2 separate regions of the Homo sapiens genome follow, and region 1 is linked to region 2. The links are chromatin contacts, found by Hi-C or POLR2A ChIA-PET in ENCODE. All regions are on one chromosome and are shown on one strand. Each heading gives the region's core, a stretch centred on a gene start or an enhancer-like site at or near the end of the contact. The rest is flanking DNA. Distances are from core to core; before and after follow the strand shown.

Region 1 (3,326 bases), core at 357-2,856, 1.1 Mb after region 2:
TGACTCATCTGGGCAGAATCCCTGTAAACAGTGGGCCTGACCCGCGAGGACTTGGGGGCTGCTCGGGTCAGAGCCCCTCGGCCCCCGTCACAGACCCCGGGGGTCTGGGGAGGGGCGTCAGGCCTCCACCAAAGAAACAGCAAAGACAGAGCAGCGGGACCCGGGCGAATCCGCGCCCGTCCCTGCCCAGGCTGCCCGGGTTCCGCCGCTGGGCGACCCCAGCATTTCCTTTGAAGTCTGAAGCTCTCTTATCCCCGGGCCCCTGCCTCCCGGTACCGCCGATGCGCAGCGATTGCCAGGCAGGTCTCCGCCGGGCTGGGAGAGCCGCCGCCGACCCTGTGCGGGCCCCTCCCCTTTGCCCGGGTGCGCCGCGCCTTTGCCCCGGTGCGCAGCGCCCCCTGCGGACCGAGCGTGGACCCCTTTCCAGCCCGAGCAGGGTCGCTGCCGCGGCGGGCACCAGAGGCCGAGCCCCGCGGGTGAGGACCCCTCCCCCGGCAGCAGCAGTTCTCAGGAGCGCAGGGTTTCAGCGTCAAGGGGTTCTGGGTTCCAGGCGGGACTGGACAACTTGGGAGCTGGGTAGCTGGGACGCGCTGGTCCCCTCTGTGAACGCGCTCCATCCGCAGATGGAAATCCCCTTCCCCCCTCCCCCCCTCGACCCCAGCCCACAGCTAACTTCCCGAGCTCTCTGAGAACCACAGCAGTCGAGGTAACGTCTTTGGCAGCTCCTCTCCTCCCCGCCCCCAGTCTCTGCACAGTGCCCTGTCACCCCAGGTGACCTCACCCCTCCCTCTCCAGAGCCTCCTCTGTCTCTCTCCCCGCAGCCTCCCCTGAACTCTGACCTGTACAACCACGGGTAGTTGTTGCGGAGCACTTACTTGAGAGTCAGGAGATTGGACTCCAGTCAGCTCAGCCAGCCTTTTAGGGCATCGTTCTGTTCCCCAGGTTGGAGTGTCCTGACGCAATCCCTGTTTACTGCAGCCTCAACCTCCAGGCTCAAGCGATCCTCCCGCTTCAGCTCCCACCTCCGCAGTCCCCCACTAGCTGGAACTACCGGCACCGGCCACCACAACCGGTTAATTTTTGTATTTTTTGTAGAGACGGGGTTTCGGTATGTTGTTCAGGCTCCTCTCCAACCCCTGAGCTCAGATGATCCGCCTGCCCTGGCCTCCTAAAGTACTGGGATTATAGGTATTGTGTCCCGAATTGGTGGGTTCTTGGTCTCACTGACTTCAAGACTGAAGCCGCGGACCCTCGCGGTGAGTGTTACAGCTCTTGAGGTGGCGCTTCTGGAGTTTGTTCCTTCTGACGTTCAGACGTATTCGGGGTTTCTTCCTTCTGGTGGGCTCGTGGTCTCGCTGGCTCAGGAGTAAAGCTGCAGACCTTCGCAGTGAATGTTACCGCTTTTAAGGCGGCGCGTCTAGAGTTGTTCGTTTCTCCCGGTGGGCTCGCGGTCTCCCGGGCTTGAGGAGTGAAGCTGCAGACCTTCCCAGTGAGTGTTACAACTCACAAAAGCAGTGTGGACCCAGGGTGAGCAGTAACAAGATTTATTGCAAAGAGCGAAAGAACAAACCTCCCACACTGCGGCAGTGGACCCCCAACTGGTTGCCAGTGCTGGCTCGCGCAGCCTGCTTTTATTCTCTTATCTGGCCCCACCCACATCCTGCTGATTGGTAGAGCCCAGTGGTCTGTTTTGACAGGGCGCTGATTGGTGCGTTTACAATCCCTGAGCTAGACACAAAGGTTCTCCACCTCCCCGCTAGATTAGCTAGATACAGAGCGTGGACACAAAGGTTCTCCAAGGCCCCACCAGAATAGCTAGATACAGAGTGTTGATTGGTGCATTCACAAACCCTGAGCTAGACACAGAGTGCCGATTGGTGTATTTACAATCCCTGAGCTAGACATAAAGGTTCTCCAAGGCCCCACCAGAGCAGCTAGATAGGGAGTGTGGATTGGTGCACTCACAAACCCTGAGCTAGACACAGGGTGCTGATTGGTGTGTTTACAAACCTTGAGCTAGATACAGAGTGCCAATTGGTGTATTTACAATCCCTGAGCTAGACATAAAGACTCTCCACGTCCCCACCAGACTCAGGAATCCAGCTGGCTTCACCCAGTGGATCCCGCACCAGGGCTGCAGGTGGAGCTGCCTGCCAGTCCTGCGCCATGCGCTCGCACTCCTCAGCCCTTGGGCGGTCGATGGGACTGGGCACTGGAGCAGGGGGCAGCGCTCGTCGGGGAGGCTTGGGCCGCACAGGAGCCCATGGAGGGGGTGGGAGGCTCAGGCATGGCGGGCTGCAGGTCTCGAGCCCTGCCCCGTGGGAAGGCAGCTAAGGCCCGGCGAGAAATCAAGCGCAGCGCGCCGGTGGGCCAGCACTGCTGGGGGACCCAGTACACCCTCCGCAGCCGCTGGCCCGGGTGCTAAGCCCCTCAGTGCCCGGGGCCGGCAGGGCCGTCCGGCTGCTCCGAGTGCGGGGCCCTCCAAGCCCACGCCCACCCGGAACTCCAGCTGGCCCGCAAGTGCTGCACGCAGCCCCGGTTCCCGCTCGCGCCTCTCCCTCGCGCAAGCTGAGGGAGCCGGCTCTGGCCTTGGCCAGCCCAGAAAGGGGCTCCCATAGTGCAGGGGTGGGCTGAAGGGCTCCTCAAGTGCCGCCAAAGTGAGAGCCCAGGCAGAGGAGGCGCCGAGAGCGAGCGAGGGCTGTGAGGACTGCCAGCACGCTGTCACCTCTCAGCGTGACCTACGTTGGACAATTCAGTTGTCCCACTCAGAGCTATTTCCTCCTCTTTAAAAACGGAGAAGATCTGCTTGGGTCTGGCACTCCTCATTCCAGTTCACTCTCCAAACTCCATACAGAACTAGGAGCACGCATCCCTATTCCCCTTGCCCAGGGATGCCCCTGCCCCTCCTCCTGGACTAAATTAGTAAAGAGCACCACCAAACCTCATCACCCAGACTACAGAGCTGGGACAGGCAGTATAGACTCTCCTGCTACATCCTGAGAGTCTTCAGAGATGCCTCCCCACCCCCTACCTCTCTGCCTTCTGTCTAAGCAAAGCCACCCCCACATCGCTGCCGGAATGGCTATGCAAAACACAGTTCAGACCAGGCCACTCCCTGCTTCAAACCCTTCAGTGCCTCAGCCTTCAGAATGAAGGCCAAGGTTCGTACCCAGGCAGAGAGAACCTTGACCATCGACCCCTGCGGATGTCTCCAACTTCACACCCCATCCCTTCCCACCTTAGACTGGTCCCCATAATACAAAACGGCTTGTGATTCCACACACTATCCCTCACTTACAGGGTCCCCTTTGCAGAGGACGTCCTCT
Region 2 (3,086 bases), core at 568-3,067:
TTATTTGCTCCACACTTCACAACTGATCACTACACACCACACCTTGCCTGTGAATTTTCCTTCCATGTGTCTGAAGGTTCAGTATGACTGAAGGATGGGAGGTTGGGTCCCAGCTCTGGCCTATACATATTGAAGCGTTGTATATTTTAAATCACACATGGATGAGCCGTGTGTGCGCGCGCGCGTGTCTGTATGTACGTGTGTGTGTGTGCATGTGGATGTGTGTGTGTGCGTGTGTGTGTGCGTGTGGACGTGTGTGTGTGCATATGCGTGTGTGTGTGCATGTGTCTGTGTGTGCGCATCGCATGTGTGTGTGTTTGCATTGCCAGACTGCCTGGAAGAGTTTTGGTGGATCAGTCCCTTGACCTCTGACAACTTCTCTGGGTGCAGATGGAGGGCAGGTGCCGGGACATTGGAGCAGAAGGAACCAATTATAGTTTTTTTCCCTCCTTCTCCTCCTTCAAGGAAACTCACTTTTAATTTCCTTTGTGATTATCCTGCTTATTGCCAAACATAAGCTGCTGGCCGGCTCCCCTTTGATTCTTTCTTTCAGTAAGTCCCCTGATATGTCCTTTCTGCCCTTCTCCACCTCCTTTCATTTTTTTACGGTTTTATATTTAGTCCCAGACAGTTGAGAAAATATGCAATGCATGCAACCATGCAGGTCTCATCGCTTGTTTGGGGTTGATTTTGGGCACTGGGTCAGCATCCTGCTGTTGAGGCAATGGGACCCCTTGGGATATCAGAGAGTGAGGCCTGAGAATTAACAGGCGCAACGCTCATGTCAAGGTCTGGGGATGGAGCAGACCCTGTGTTTAAAAGTTTGTATCAAAGTATCCTAAGAAGTCCTCTGATCCTTCCATCCCACCTTGCGCATCCTGTTGTAGTGACTGAGACCGTTGTTGATTCATTCAACAAGTACTTCCTGAGCCCTGCAATGTGTCAAACCTGTAGCTGGTGCTGAGTAAATGCCATGGCCCCCATTCTCAAGCAGCCTTCCTCCTTTTTAATTGCAAAGCCTAAAGAGAGGGTTACCCGCACCCTCATTATGACCTGATTAGTTTTCCAGATTTCTGGCTGCTGCTCAGTAGAGCACAGCCTTGGACGGGGGGTGGGTGGGGTAGGCAGGGGCAATAGCAAGTTCTAAGGACCCGGTCAGGGATGAGAGGTCTGGAGCGCATGCATGAAGAAGGGCTGGGAAATCAGGAGGCAGCATGAGAGTGCAAGGCCCCCGGCAGGGTGTGGGGTCCCTGGAGTTAGAGAAAATTGAGGCAGAAAAGGCCTTGGAGATAATTGAGTTGATCTCTTTCATTTTCACCATGAAGACAGCTGGGCTGAGGGCCAGCCCTTCTGGTGAGAGGTGAGAAGCCCTTCCTTGCCCCTGCACTCTGGGTGTTACTTGCTAAAGTCCTTTCCTGTCTCATGTAGCTGGCATCTTCCTTTGTTCACAGACCTCAATTACGTTTAGCCCTACAGCGGGGAGCGTTGTGAGCAGAAAGGTCAGTCACATGGTGCCCCGTCTATGCTGACTTGATGGCCCTGCTGCTCTGTCGGAAAGCTTCCCAGGCTCCTGGGCTCGGAATGAGCTGAGGCATGGAATTCCACCTGGGCTCCAGGTCACTGTGCTCTCATCGCTTAGATGACTCAACCTCTAGGACAAAGGTGGCTCCCATTGCCGTGGGGAGAAGCTTGTTCTTGGGGGGCTTGACCCAGAACCCTTCAGAGCGGAGCCTGGTCTGGAGTGAGAGCTCAGTGCCCCACTGAGCTCACTGGAGCACAATGGGCTATTTTTAGGGCCTGCCTCTCCTGTTGCTGTCAAACACGCTGGCTGACCGTTTGCATCTGACGCTGTGAGCTGGCGGCCTAAGCAGCTTGTCGAGCCCCTGTTGCTTCCCAAAACCCACTGCCCTAGTTCTGCCTGTCATCTTTCTTTTGTTCTGCCTGCTTTGTCATCGGTGCTGGCACTGTTTCTCCGGGAGCTGGAGAGATGAGGTCTCAGCAAATATCATCAAGGTAGCAGCTTCCTATAGCAGTGCATTAATTTCCTGGGGCTGTTGTAACTAAGTACCACTAGCTGGGATGGGTTAAAACAACAGAAATGTATTCTCTCACAGTTCTGAAGGCTGGAAGCCAGAGATGGAGGTGTGGGCAGGGCCATGCTGTCTTGGAAGGATCTAGGGAAGAACCGGTTGCATTCATTCTCATAGCTTCTGGGATTTGCTGGTCATCTGCACTGCTCCTTGGCTTGAGGCCACAGCACTTCCATCTTGGCCTCTGTCCTCACATGGCCATCTTCTGCTAGGGATCTGTGTCTTTCAAGTCTCCTCTTACAAGGACACCAGTCATACTGGATTAAGGACCCACCCTGCTCCAGCATGACCTTATCTTAACTTAACTAATGGCATGTACAAAGGCCCTACTTCTAAATAAGATCACATTCTGGGGTACTGGGGTTAAGGTGTTCAACATATCATTTTGGAGGACACAATTCAACCCGTAACAAGCAGATTCCCACTGAGTGGATGGTGAGAGCATGGGTGGATGTTCCACCCCCAGGGTGTATGAACCCACCTGTTATCCACATTCCCATGGCCAAAACTCACCAAGGGACAGGGGCATCCAGGGTTTGTGGGGCTTCAGGCGCAGGCAGCTTAGGGACTTTCTTTAAGAAAAAGAATACATCCTGGGCATGGTGGCTCACACCTGTAATTCCAGCGCTTTGGGAGGCCGAGGCAGGTGGATCTCTTGAGGCCAGGAGTTCTAGACCAGCCTGACCAACATGGCGAAACCCTGTCTCTACTGAAAATACAAAAATTAGCTGGGTGTGGTGGTGCACACCTGTAATCTCAGCTACTTGGGTGGCTGAGGCAGGAGAATCACTTGAACTCTGGGAGGTGGAGGTTTGCAGTGAGTTGAGATCGTGCCACTGCATTGAAGCCTGGGCAACAGAGTGAGGCTCTGTCTAAAAATAAATAAATAAATAAATAAATAAATAGTCTCAGAGCAAGAGATGCCACTGTCTCAATGATCTCACATGCCTGAAAGGGTGAAGCTATCTATATGTTTGCTGAGACCACTCCTGCTTT

What was found. A loop is a pair of places that touch in the nucleus more often than their neighbours do. ChIA-PET counts read pairs that join two places held with the same protein, here RNA polymerase II (POLR2A). Pooled maps may share reads with other maps.
Region 1: a loop to region 2 is called in a map of mucosa of descending colon, with 8 times the contacts of the local background. The contact joins the promoter of LINC02204 here to the enhancer-like site in region 2. A Hi-C loop is called at or near these places in 1 of 168 maps with a recorded cell type or tissue (mucosa of descending colon) and 1 of 50 pooled maps. POLR2A ChIA-PET finds 5 or more read pairs at or near these places in 1 of 52 experiments (T-cell).

The regions. Positions count from the first base shown.
Region 1 is chr15:70,585,000-70,588,325 of GRCh38, forward strand. LINC02204 (long intergenic non-protein coding RNA 2204) reads right to left here and starts at 1,607. Exons shown (of 2, transcript NR_135691.1): 1 at 876-1,607. RefSeq lists an enhancer at 581-1,525.
Region 2 is chr15:69,498,259-69,501,344 of GRCh38, forward strand. No RefSeq gene overlaps it. Among named protein-coding and RNA genes, the nearest start is that of LINC02896, 37 kb to the left of the region's middle. RefSeq lists an enhancer at 1,254-1,755. Within about 2 kb of position 1,818, at least 5 of the 41 ENCODE cell types and tissues checked have a DNase peak (open chromatin) inside an H3K27ac peak, as active enhancers do.